2 separate regions of the Homo sapiens genome follow, and region 1 is linked to region 2. A link is a contact called in ENCODE Hi-C data. All regions are on one chromosome and are shown on one strand. Each heading gives the region's core, a stretch centred on a gene start or an enhancer-like site at or near the end of the contact. The rest is flanking DNA. Distances are from core to core; before and after follow the strand shown.

Region 1 (5,109 bases), core at 2,604-5,103, 2.8 Mb before region 2:
GGCACAGGCCCCACAACTGAAGTCTCCTGTCTGGTGGGTCTGCCTGTGGTTGATAAGGCTGCCTGAGTGGCGATAGCTCTTTCCACAGTCTCGGCAGGCAAAGGCCCTAGGAGGTGACATTGTGGTCTCTGTTCTGCTATTTTCCTTTTCCCCTGCCCCATGAGTCAGGCCATGACGTTCAAGGCTCTCAGCGTCTTCAAAGAGCAGCCCACAGATGCTACAGATATGTGCTGCTGTCTTGTCTGCTGCTGGGGTGATGTCCGTGGCCTCTTCTTCATGTTTGCACACATGGTCCTGATCTGTGTGCGGGGCTGCCTCTGCCTCCACTGGGTCAGGCGGGAGTTCTACCTTGAGGTGGCTGGGGGCACCCTCAGCCCCGATGTCTGCACTTCGGCGAGCAGCCTTGCAATGTACCCGCACGTGGTTGCGCAGGGCCATGAGATTGGGGTACTTGCGGGGACAGAGTGAGCACTGGTACTCTCCAGTCCGATGGCTGTGGCGATGGTTCACCAGGCTCCCCCGGTGGCGGTAAGCACGACCACACTCACTGCACTTATAGGGCCGATGGTCCAGGGTGGTGGTGGGGTCCTCTTCCTCTTTGTGGGTGGTCTCAGCCAGCAGCAGGGGAGCTGGTGGGACTGATGGCTGCCCATTTTCCCCAACTCCTTGCCTGGGCCTGTGATGAGCCCGCACATGGTTTTTGAGGGCAGCCGCATTGAACAGCTGCTTAGAACAGAGTGAGCAGGGGTAGACACCTGTCTGGTGGCTCTTTCGATGGTTGATGAGGCTCCCAGCATGGCGGTAAGTACGGCCACAGTCCCCACAGCGGAAAGGCCGGTATTCCTCCAGGCCACTGTCCTCCAGCTCCCCAGAGGTGCTGAGCTCCGCAGAGCCATTCAGCATCTGTGCACTGGGGAGCTGGTCCTGGCTGCTCTCATCTGTGTGCCCATTGGTGGTGGGCATCCCTTTCTCCTCCCAGCGTGGCTCCTGCCTTTCACCCTCATGGGACTGCTGGTGTTCCAGCAGCTCCCGGGGGAGCCGGAAGACACGGGGGCAGTGGGGACAGTGGTAAGGCCGATACTGGGCATGCAGTCGAGAGTGGTTCTTCAGAGCCATGAGGTTAGAGAACTCCTTGAAACAGATGGCACAGGGGTAGATGCCCAGCGTGTGGCTCTGGCGGTGGTTGGTGAGGCTCCCGGCGTGCTTGTAGGTCTTGCCACACTGACTACATTTGTACCGCCGCTCCTCCTCAGCAGGAGGGGACTGGGTGGGCTCCTGGCCCCCTGTGAAGTTCACTACTGATTCAGCCAGATACTGTTCCAAGTTGCTAAGAAGGCTGCTGGCTGGGATGGGGAGAGGAGGGGCTCTGGCAGAGTTAGTGGAGGGTCCCCAGCCGTCTGCACCATCCTCAGGACCTGGGTGGCTTGCCAAGCCTTCTCTTTGTCTGGTGGGCAGATCTTCCCACGTACCCGAAGCTGCCCTGGGGTCAGGTACAGATTCACAGTCAGGTGTCTCTTCTGTATGTTTTGTCTGGTTTTCCCAGCCTTCACTAGAGCCAAGCCTTTGGCCCCAGGAGTCAGTGGACACCGTCTCACCCTGGAGGTGTGGAGTGGCTTCCTTGGGGCGTGGGGGCCTGTGCCTGCGGCGGCCCTCAGGAGCATGTGTCCTCATATGGCTCTTGAGAGCCATGGGATTGGAGAAGTCCTTGCCACAGGTGGTACAGGGGAAAAGGCCAGTCTCGTGGGTCCGACGATGGTTAACCAGGCTCCCGGGGTGACGGTAGCCCCGCCCACACTGCTGACAACGGTAGGGCCGAGGGATGCTGTCAGCCTCCTCACTGTCCTGGTTGGGAGATGGATGGAGCAGTTCTCGGTGCCGAGAGAGCTCTGGGAGGCTGGGAAAGTGGCGCTGACAGTCGGAGCAGCTGAGTGAGGGGGGTGTGTCCTCCATGGGGCAACGTAGCAGAAACCTGGAGGTTCAGAAGGAGCAGACACGTGGCAGCACCTTCCTCTGGTGGAGGGGCCAAGGCCTAGGAAGAGGGGGCAGTGGTCAAAAGGAAGGCCTGAATTAACTTCGCCTCTTGGCTCTACGAGCAACAAGTTCACCTGAGGTCACTGAGAGGTTCCCCAAGCATCCATGCCCAAGGACCTAATTTCTACTAGATCCAATCTGCAGGCACCATCATTTAAGGCTTCCCTGTGCACAAGCTTCCCAAATATAGGAGCTCCCCTAGGCTTAAGTCATCCCTACAGGTATAGCTAAGGAAATTAAAGTTGAGAGAGATGCAACCTACTTCTGATCACAGACCTGTTATGTTCTTCAGACCAGACTCAAAAGGCATTACTGTCCTTTAAGAACAGTAGGAATCTGCTCCCTACAATCCTGAAACAAAAATTTTCTGTGACATCTTAAAAGGACACCAAAACCTTCTCTAGGCCTTTCAATAAGAGAAGTCCAAATCTTCCTACTTCATCTCTCAGCTAAACAGAGTAGCTGAGAAGCACTGAAAAAGCAGCTGTTTCCTCCAGTTAATAGCTGAGGACCTGAGAGGAGAGGTTAGAGGCCTCCTTCAGGGAAAGGGCTGGCTTGTTCCCCCACCACCCCGAGTCATTTCAGTGTCACAAGGTCTCTTTTCCTTGTGACAAGAGAGTTAAGAGAGTTAAGACTCTCTTAACTGGGCCAGGTGTGGTGGCTCACGCCTGTAATCCCAGCACTTTGGGAGGCCGAGGCTGGTGGATCACCTGAGTTCAGGAGTTCAAGACCAGCCTGGACAACATGGTGAAACCCTGTCTCTACTAAAAATACAAAAATTAGCCGGGCGTGGTGGTGGGCACCTGTAATTCTAGCTACTCAGGAGGCTGAGGCTGAAGAACTGCTTGAACCTGGGAGGTGGAGGTTGCAGTGAGCTGAGATCCCACCACAGCACTCCAGCCTGGGTGACAGAGCGAGACTCCATCTCAAAAAAACAAAAAACCCCAAAAGACTCTCTTAGCGACTTCTTTTATCTACTTCCCTTGAACTCAAACTATCTTCCATCTTGGGAATAACATCAATACCAGGTTGTAATGTCACTTCATTGCCTACCTTTTCTCTCCCATGCCTCCTGATCTTACCCTCACCAGTCTTTCTCATTTTTTTCTTCTGCCTCCTCTCTTAATACTGATGATGACAGCAACTCATGAAGAGTATTATATTACCATGTGCCAGGCACTGTGCTAACTATATTCATTGTGTTACTCAATCCTCAGAACACACGGCAATGCCTGTTATTCTAGTTCACGTAACAGCAAACCCCCTGACTGAGGCGGTCTTCATCCCAAAGCCCTTGCTCTCTCATGCCCCCTACATCGTCTTGTCCTTCTCCAACTCTGACTCTTCTTCCCATGGGACCCCAGTACAACTGTCTCCGACCGTAAACCCCTTCACTGAACCTGCCCCCGGAATTCTCACCTCACAAAGCCCCTTTGATCAAAAGTCCCCTCCCCTAGTCAACCACCAATGAAGTCCTCTGACCTCACTCATCTCGTCTGCCAATTTCCTCTCAGGACGCCTACCTCGCACCGGCGGCCCCCTCTCCTTCCCGCCGCGGGCGCGTCAGTTGGGGACCGCGAACAAGAGCGCGCCTGCGCACTGGGACCCTTACCCTAACTGCAGCCGCGCGCCCCAAGGGGTGGCTGTCGGGGGGCTCTCGCGCTCCCACACACGCACACTCAGCCAGGGTTCCCGGGAGGTGGGAGGGAAGGGAAAGAGGGAAAGGAGAAGGGGGGAAGAGGAAGGAGGTAGAGAAAAGAGGGCGCAGCTGGCATGAGCCAGGAGTCTACTCCCAGCTCTACGGACACTTCCTATTGTTACTAGGAAACAGGAAGTGTCCTTAGGTGCAAAAGCTTCCCCGCGAAACTTCCGCTTCGGGAGCACTGCCTGTCCCGCCTCCGAGCCGCAGTTTTACGCAGACACACTTCCGGCGCTAAGTTCTAGGTCTGCACGGCTGACTCCGCCCACGTAGGTCACAACGCGGCGTCTTTGCACGCTAAGCTAGCCACACTTCCGGCAAGAGCAGCTAGAATCGTTCCGGTGCATATTGAATAGGCGCAGAAAGGGAGAAAAAGATTCTACAGCCCTGGCCACAGTACTTTGGTGACACTTTTCGTGGGGCTCTCTGGAGGACTTTTCCCAAGGCAGATGGAGAAAACTTCGTGAAACCCACTCCTTGCTATTAAAGGAAATGTTGTGGAATATAATTGGACTTAGGTTTTGCAGAGCTTGAGCATGGCCTTTTTGTCCTCCCACCTTCTGGTTCTTGAAGACATTGCCGGTGACCTGGCCCCAGACTAACACAAGGCGGGCGTATACCGTCAGCCTGCCTGGCGTCCCCTTGCCTCAGCACACACAGAGACCTCTTGCAAGATGCTTCTCTGCCGCCATAGGCTGGAGGTTCCCCGGGAACTTTCCCTTCCTTCCTAGCTGAGGAAGATCCCTCACTTCCGCTCGCCGCGCCACCGGTCCCACCTCCCCGCCCCCCGCTGGGTCCTAGCGCCGGCCCCTGTTTGGCAGGGTCCGGGCTCCGTCGGTGCGAGGAGCCGACGCCGACGCCACGGAGTCAGCACAAGTCTCATCAGGTAGGAAACGTCGGCGGGAAGCCGCGAGGGCCCCGGGCAGCTCCCACGCGGCCACGATCCGAGCTGGCCTCAGTTTCCCTGCGGGCGCCGAGGGCGGGCCGGGTTGGCCCAGCGCGAGCAGCGCGGGCGGGGCGGGCTGTGAGCGGCCCCGGGCGCATTGCGGGCCCAGCAGGTCCTAGAACCCGCCGGCTGTCTCCGCGGTTCTGGGCTGCGGACACCCAGGCTCGGCCCGCGCGGCTGCTGGCCCGGCGCGGTGTGGTCCCGGGGGTCCTAGAGCCCGCCATGTTTTGGGTTTTTGTCCCGGTCGCGTGGCCCGCGCTGCAAGATCCCAGGCGCCGGCGGCCCCCTCCCCTGCTGAGGCCCGGCCACCACTCCCGCGGTCCTAGAGAACGCCATCTTGCAAGCCTTTGTCCCTCATTCGGCCTTCCGTCCATTCATTTGTTCATCTCCTCATCCTTCGTTCAGTCCTCCTTGCCACGTCCTCCGAAGCCAC
Region 2 (5,528 bases), core at 636-3,135:
TCCCGAGCCTCAGTTTGTGCACCTATCAAATGGGTCCAGCATCACTGCTTGTCTGCAGAAGGCTCAGAGAGAAGAGATGAGAGGAACTCCCAGCAGCCCAGAGTGTGTTCTTTCCATGCAGTCCAGCCCCTTCTCAGGATCTGATTCAGGATTTCAGGGTACAATGTCCCCTAGGGTCTCTCGGCTTCCTCATATGCGGTAGAGCCTGGGGTTCAGGACCTCACTGAGGGCCAGGCTGGGGTACGGCCGTGTGTACCACCTGGAAAGCCACAGTGAGACCCTGGAATTGGCCCTTGGTTGTCTGGGACACATTGAGCCAACCCTTGGTTTAACCTGGGTGTTCTCCAGGTTAGGAGGGGAAGGGAAAGACTTGGGTTGCTGTCCCTGGGACAAATGGGAACAGAACGGTGCCCTGACCTGAAATAGCTTCTTCATCTAGGCTACCTCTCCTCCCCAGAAACTAGCGCCTCACTTTGGGGGGTACTTACTCCCTCCCTGTCCCACAGGGAGTACAAAGTATGGTTTAGGTAAAGACCGCCAGTGTGGCCTGGGTCGGGCAGCAGAGTCACAGGGAAGATGCGATTCCCATTCATCCGCTCAAACACACCCCTTCCCCGCACTCTCACAGACAAAGACACACACCCGAAGCCCCAGCCATCACCCAGGGCCACATAAGGCAGCCCCCCTCACCTGTGGGCACCCCCAAATTTTCCCCTCTCGGGGGGACTTCACTAGAAGCTCAGCTTGGCCGTGGGGGAGGGGTATTCACACTCCAAGGACCTGGGGGCCAACCTCCAGGCTCGCAGCTTTTGGGGGGGGACTCTCCGCCCTCTTCCCCCCTCTCCATGGCACAACGGGCTCCACCACCACTCCTCCGTGGGGCCGGGGAGCTGCGCCCGAGCCTCAAGGCTAGGGAGTGGGGTGGGGGAAGGGAGAGGAGGAGGGGGCGGCTCCTCCAAGCGAGACACAAAGAGACGTCCTTCAGCCTCGGCTCCATGGCGACGCTGGGGAAGGGGGAGCGCGCAACCCGATACTTCCTTCCCCACCTGCAGGGCTATGGGGACCTCGGTGGCCACTCACCTGCCGCCCCTCACCTGGGCCCGGCTTACCTGGGCTGGGGCCGCGGGGACGCCGCGGCAGGGGGCCTGGGCGCCGTCGCGGTCTTCGTCTGCCCGGCCCCGGGGGCTCAGGGCGCCACGACCATGGACCGGGGTGCAAGCGGTGCCGCCAGGGGCTCAGTCGCCCAAGTCCTGGAGCTTTAGGGGGGGGATCCCCGAGGCTTCTTGCTGGTGAGAGTGTCTCTTGCTGTCCCCGGCTGCCTAGATTTGGGATTTCTATGTACCGGAGTTGGGGGGAATTGGGATCCCCTGATCTAGGGGCGTTCTGAGCTGGGTCTTCTTGTCTTGAGGTGTGGAGTTGTAATGACCGGATCTTGGGAGGGGGTTCTCGCAATCCCGGCCTGGGGGCACTGCGTTCTAGGTCTTGGGGCGGGGGCCCAGACTGAGGAGGGGGAGTCCTTGCGGTGCCGTAGGGGGCTTGCTGTCTTCTAAATACCGAGGAAGTCTCCGCTTTCCCCGCAGGGGAGTCGCTCGGTGTCGGATCCGGGAGGGCCCCCCCTCTTCCCCGAGGCTCGCCGGATCCTGGATGTGGAAGGGGGCTCCCCGCACTCCTCGGCTGCGGGGGCTTTAGTGGGTCCCGGCCACCGGCGGGCGCTGGAAGCCCCTCAGCCGCTGGGGGGCTCGGTCGCCGCCGCTACGAGCAGCCCGGCCCTGCGCTCCCGGCCCCCGGCCTGGCCCGGGCTCCGGCTGCGGCTCCAGCTCGCGCTCCGCCTGGCGCTCGGGCCCCGGCCCCGGCGCCCGCCCGGGCTGCGCTCCATCGCGGCATCGCGGCTCCGCCCTCCAGCCAGCGCGCACCTGCCCGCCCGGCCCGCGGCTCCGCCCTCCGGCTCGCGCGCCGCCGCCCGCCCCTTTGTCCGTCCCGCTCGGCGCGCGCCCTCGCGCAAGCGCGCTCACCCGCCGCGCGCCCGCCCTCCCGCCGCGCGCCGCGGAGCGCAGATTCTCCCCGCGCGGCGCCCCCACCCCCTTCCGGCCGCGCTGGGTCCTAGCGCCGGTGGCTCCCGAGCTGGCTCCCACCCCCCACCCCCCACCCACCCCACTCCTTTTCTAGGTCAGAGCCCACGAGGGGGCGAGAACGAGGTTACAGAGGACTCGGGGGAGTCTGAGAGGGTCACCTGGTCCAGCTTTCTGGGCCCTGCGGGACGAGACTGCCCCAGACTGTCCCGGTCTGTGCTAGTGGGGCGGAGCCTGTGTGTGTTTGAAGGAGGGAAAACAAATCCAGGTTCTGCATTCGGATATGCATTTCATTCATCCATGCGTCCGCCTGCCTGCCTGCGCTTCCATCCATCCATCCATCCGTCCGTCCATCCATCCATCCATCCATCCATGCATCCTATTTCCAGCGAGACGTCAGAGAACTCACAGTCTTCTTGGGGAAGAGGTCATAAACTTGGGCCTGGGTGGTTGCCCTATCCAACTGAGGTCGCCTTTGCGATCCCTGCTGCAAATAGGCAGTGACTAGTCCAGGAGTGCAGCTGGGAGGAACTGCTCGCCGGATAGAAGGGAAGAAAGGAGATTCTAGGCAGAGGTACAGCAGGTGTAAGGGATGTTGCATTGTCTGTTTGATAACCGGAAATTGGTGGCCTGGATGAAGTGGGTGGATGGGGACAGAGATGAGATAGGGACAGCTCGTCCTTCCAGGCCCTGTTCTTTCTCCTCCCTGCAGCTCACTCTTTCCCTAGTGAGAAAGCCCCAATAGGACGCCTTCCCTATTTCTTTCTTTTTTTTTTGTTTTTTTAGCTTCAAGCTTCAAAAGCATTTCTTTTTCATTCTTTTTTTTAATTATTATTATACTTTAAGTTTTAGGGTACATATGCACAACATGCAGGTTTGTTACGTATGTATACGTGTGCCATGTTGGTGTGCTGCACCCATTAACTCGTCATTTAGCATTAGGTATATCTCCTAATGCTATCCCTCCCCCTTCCCCCCACCCCACAACAGTCCCTGGTGTGTGATGTTCCCCTTCCTGTGTCCATGTGTTCTCTTTGTTCAATTCCCACCTATGAGTGAGAACATGCGGTGTTTGGTTTTTTGTCCTTGCGATAGTTTGCTGAGAATGATGGTTTCCAGCTTCATCCATGTCCCTACAAAGGACATGAACTCATCATTTTTTATGACTGCCCCTATTTCTTCTAAGTTTTTGATCAGGCTGTTTTCTCAACCCAGCGTAATCCTCCCAGCCACTCCCGACTGTTTCCAGAGCTTTAGGAGCCAGGGATTGCAAACGCAAGTACCTACAGGCGCAGACATGAGCGACTGGGGTCGCATGTAAAGTGATAGAGAGGGTGGAGAAGAGGGGAACTGGAGACATCGTGGGCTGTGCGTGGCTGGATGATATTCAAAGAGAAGCAGGACATCCAGAAATCTTCCAACTTTTAAATGTTTGAAACGAATTCCCAAAATTCGGAAATATTGAATGGGCCAAATGAAACACACTTTGCAGACAAATCTGGCCCCCAGACCATAGGTTGGCAACCTCTACCATTGAGAATATTGTTTCAGTTCTTAACTTGTCGGCCTCCTGCCTCTGTCTAGATTGTCTTTTTTCTCTTTTCTTTTCTTCTCTTCTCTTCTCCTTTCTTTCTTTTTCTCTCCCCGCCCTTCCTTCCTTCCTTTCTTCTTTCCTTCCTTCCTGCCTTCCTACCTTCCTTCTTTTTTTGACAGAGTCTTGCTCTGCTGCCCAGCCTGGAGTGCAATGGCACGATCTTGCCTCACCGCAACCTCTGCCTGCGGGGTTCAAGTGATTCTCCTGGCTCAGCCTCCTGAGTAGCTGGGATTACAGGCGTGTGCCACTATGCCTGGCTAATTTTTGTATTTTTACTACAGACGGGGTTTCATCATGTTGGCCAGGCTGGTCTCAAACTCCTGACTTCAAGTGATCCACCCACCTCAGCCTCCCAAAGTGCTAGGATTACAGGCATGAGCCACCGTGCCTGGTGATTGTCTTTTTTCTAGAATCCAAATCCTTTGGGATCATCAGGTCTGTAAAATACAAATGGGGTTGGGTTGCTGTCTTACATAAAACTGCCAAGGACTTCCTGTGTACCATCAGGGTAAAGTCTAACCTTACTTATCCTGGCATTCAAAGCCCTTAACATTTAGAGCCTGCTCTCCATTCCCCTACAAAGGACCTCTCTTCTCCATTCGGCCTTGACCTCAGCCACGCTATTCTAGGACATCTGCCTCTGTCTTTTTTTTTTTTTTTTGAGACAGGGTCTCACTTTGTCACCAAGGTTGGAGTGTAGTGGTGCAATCATGGCTCACTACAGCCTCAACCTCCTGGGATCAAGTGATCCTCCCACCTCAGCCCCCTAAGTAACTAGGACTACAGGTGTGCACCACCAGGCTCAGCTAATTTTTGTATTTTTTGTAGAGATGGGGTTTTGCCATGTTGCCCAGGCTGGTCTTGAACTCCTGAGCTTAAGCCTTCCATCCACCTCAGCCTCCCAAAGCGCTGGGATTGCGAGTGTGAGCCACCACGCCCAGCCCTGACATCTGTTTGTTTTTGTTTTTTTTTTTTTTCTGAGATGGAGTTTCACTCTTATTGCCCAGGCTGGAGTGCAATGGCACAATCTTGGCTCACTGCAGCCTCCGTCTCCCGGGTTCAAGTGATTCTCCTGCCTCAGCCTCCCAAGTAGTTGGGATTACAGGTGTGTACCACCACGCCTGGCTAATTTTTGTATTTTTAGTAGAGATGAGGTTTTGCCATTGTTGGCCAGGCTGGTCTTGAACTCCCGACCTCAGGTGAGCTGTCCACCTCAGCCTCCCAAAGTGCTGGGATTACAGGTGTGAACCACCTCACCCGGCCTGACATCTGCTTTTGATACCTCCACGCCTTTGTCTACTCGGTTTCCTCTGTCTGGAACACCTTTCCCTTCCTCCTTGTTTTCCAAACAAGTTCTCTTCTAAGAACTCTGTGTCTTCCCTTCCTCTCCCACACTCCTTGTCCTGCCAATGTAGAGGAGTTTCGGATTTCATTCTAACTTTGTTCTAATCCTCTCCAAGGCCTTAGTGCCGTAAATAAACTAATAGAGGGATTTGAGTTATTGGGTGTGCAGAAGAGGGGGCTGGAGAGGGAGAAAGCAGGAAGAAAACATTCTGTGTCTAAAAGCTGAGTCTCAGAATGTTAGCACTTAGAGAGCACTTTCCTCTTTTTGCAGAGGAAGAAACAGACCTAGAGAGGGGAGGAGTCAAATCAAGCTTTGCAGTGCCCCTAGCCACAGTTAATCAAGGGTTGCCCAGTTCAAGGCCACCTTCTGCGGAAACCTTCCCTGATTCCTTATCTGGGGCTTTGATTACCCATAGTGCAGTTAGTAAAGGTTTGCTGGCATGCATTGTGGGTAATTAAGTCCCCCTCCCGACTCCCTCTCAGTTCTACAGGGAGGGAAGTCCTGGTCCCCAAAGAGGGTA

The links. Hi-C counts contacts between places; a loop is a spot of excess contacts on that map. Pooled maps may share reads with other maps.
Region 1: a pooled map shows a loop between it and region 2 (20-fold over the local background). The contact joins the promoter of ZNF646 here to the promoter of SBK1 in region 2. A Hi-C loop is called at or near these places in 4 of 50 pooled maps.

The regions. Positions count from the first base shown.
Region 1 is chr16:31,073,166-31,078,274 of GRCh38, reverse strand. ZNF646 (zinc finger protein 646) reads right to left here and starts at 3,853. Exons shown (of 3, transcript NM_014699.4): 1 at 3,644-3,853; 2 at 1-2,029. The coding sequence starts at 1,950. It overlaps ZNF668 (zinc finger protein 668), which reads left to right and starts at 4,035. Exons shown (of 3, transcript NM_024706.5): 1 at 4,035-4,616. RefSeq lists enhancers at 3,087-3,619, 3,975-4,114, 3,620-4,153, 4,773-5,067, 4,359-5,109 and a silencer at 4,425-4,884.
Region 2 is chr16:28,288,882-28,294,409 of GRCh38, reverse strand. SBK1 (SH3 domain binding kinase 1) reads right to left here and starts at 1,885. Exons shown (of 4, transcript NM_001024401.3): 1 at 1,110-1,885. LOC124903670 (a long non-coding RNA gene) reads left to right here and starts at 2,345. Exons shown (of 2, transcript XR_007065033.1): 1 at 2,345-2,643. RefSeq lists silencers at 1,785-2,014, 2,222-2,393.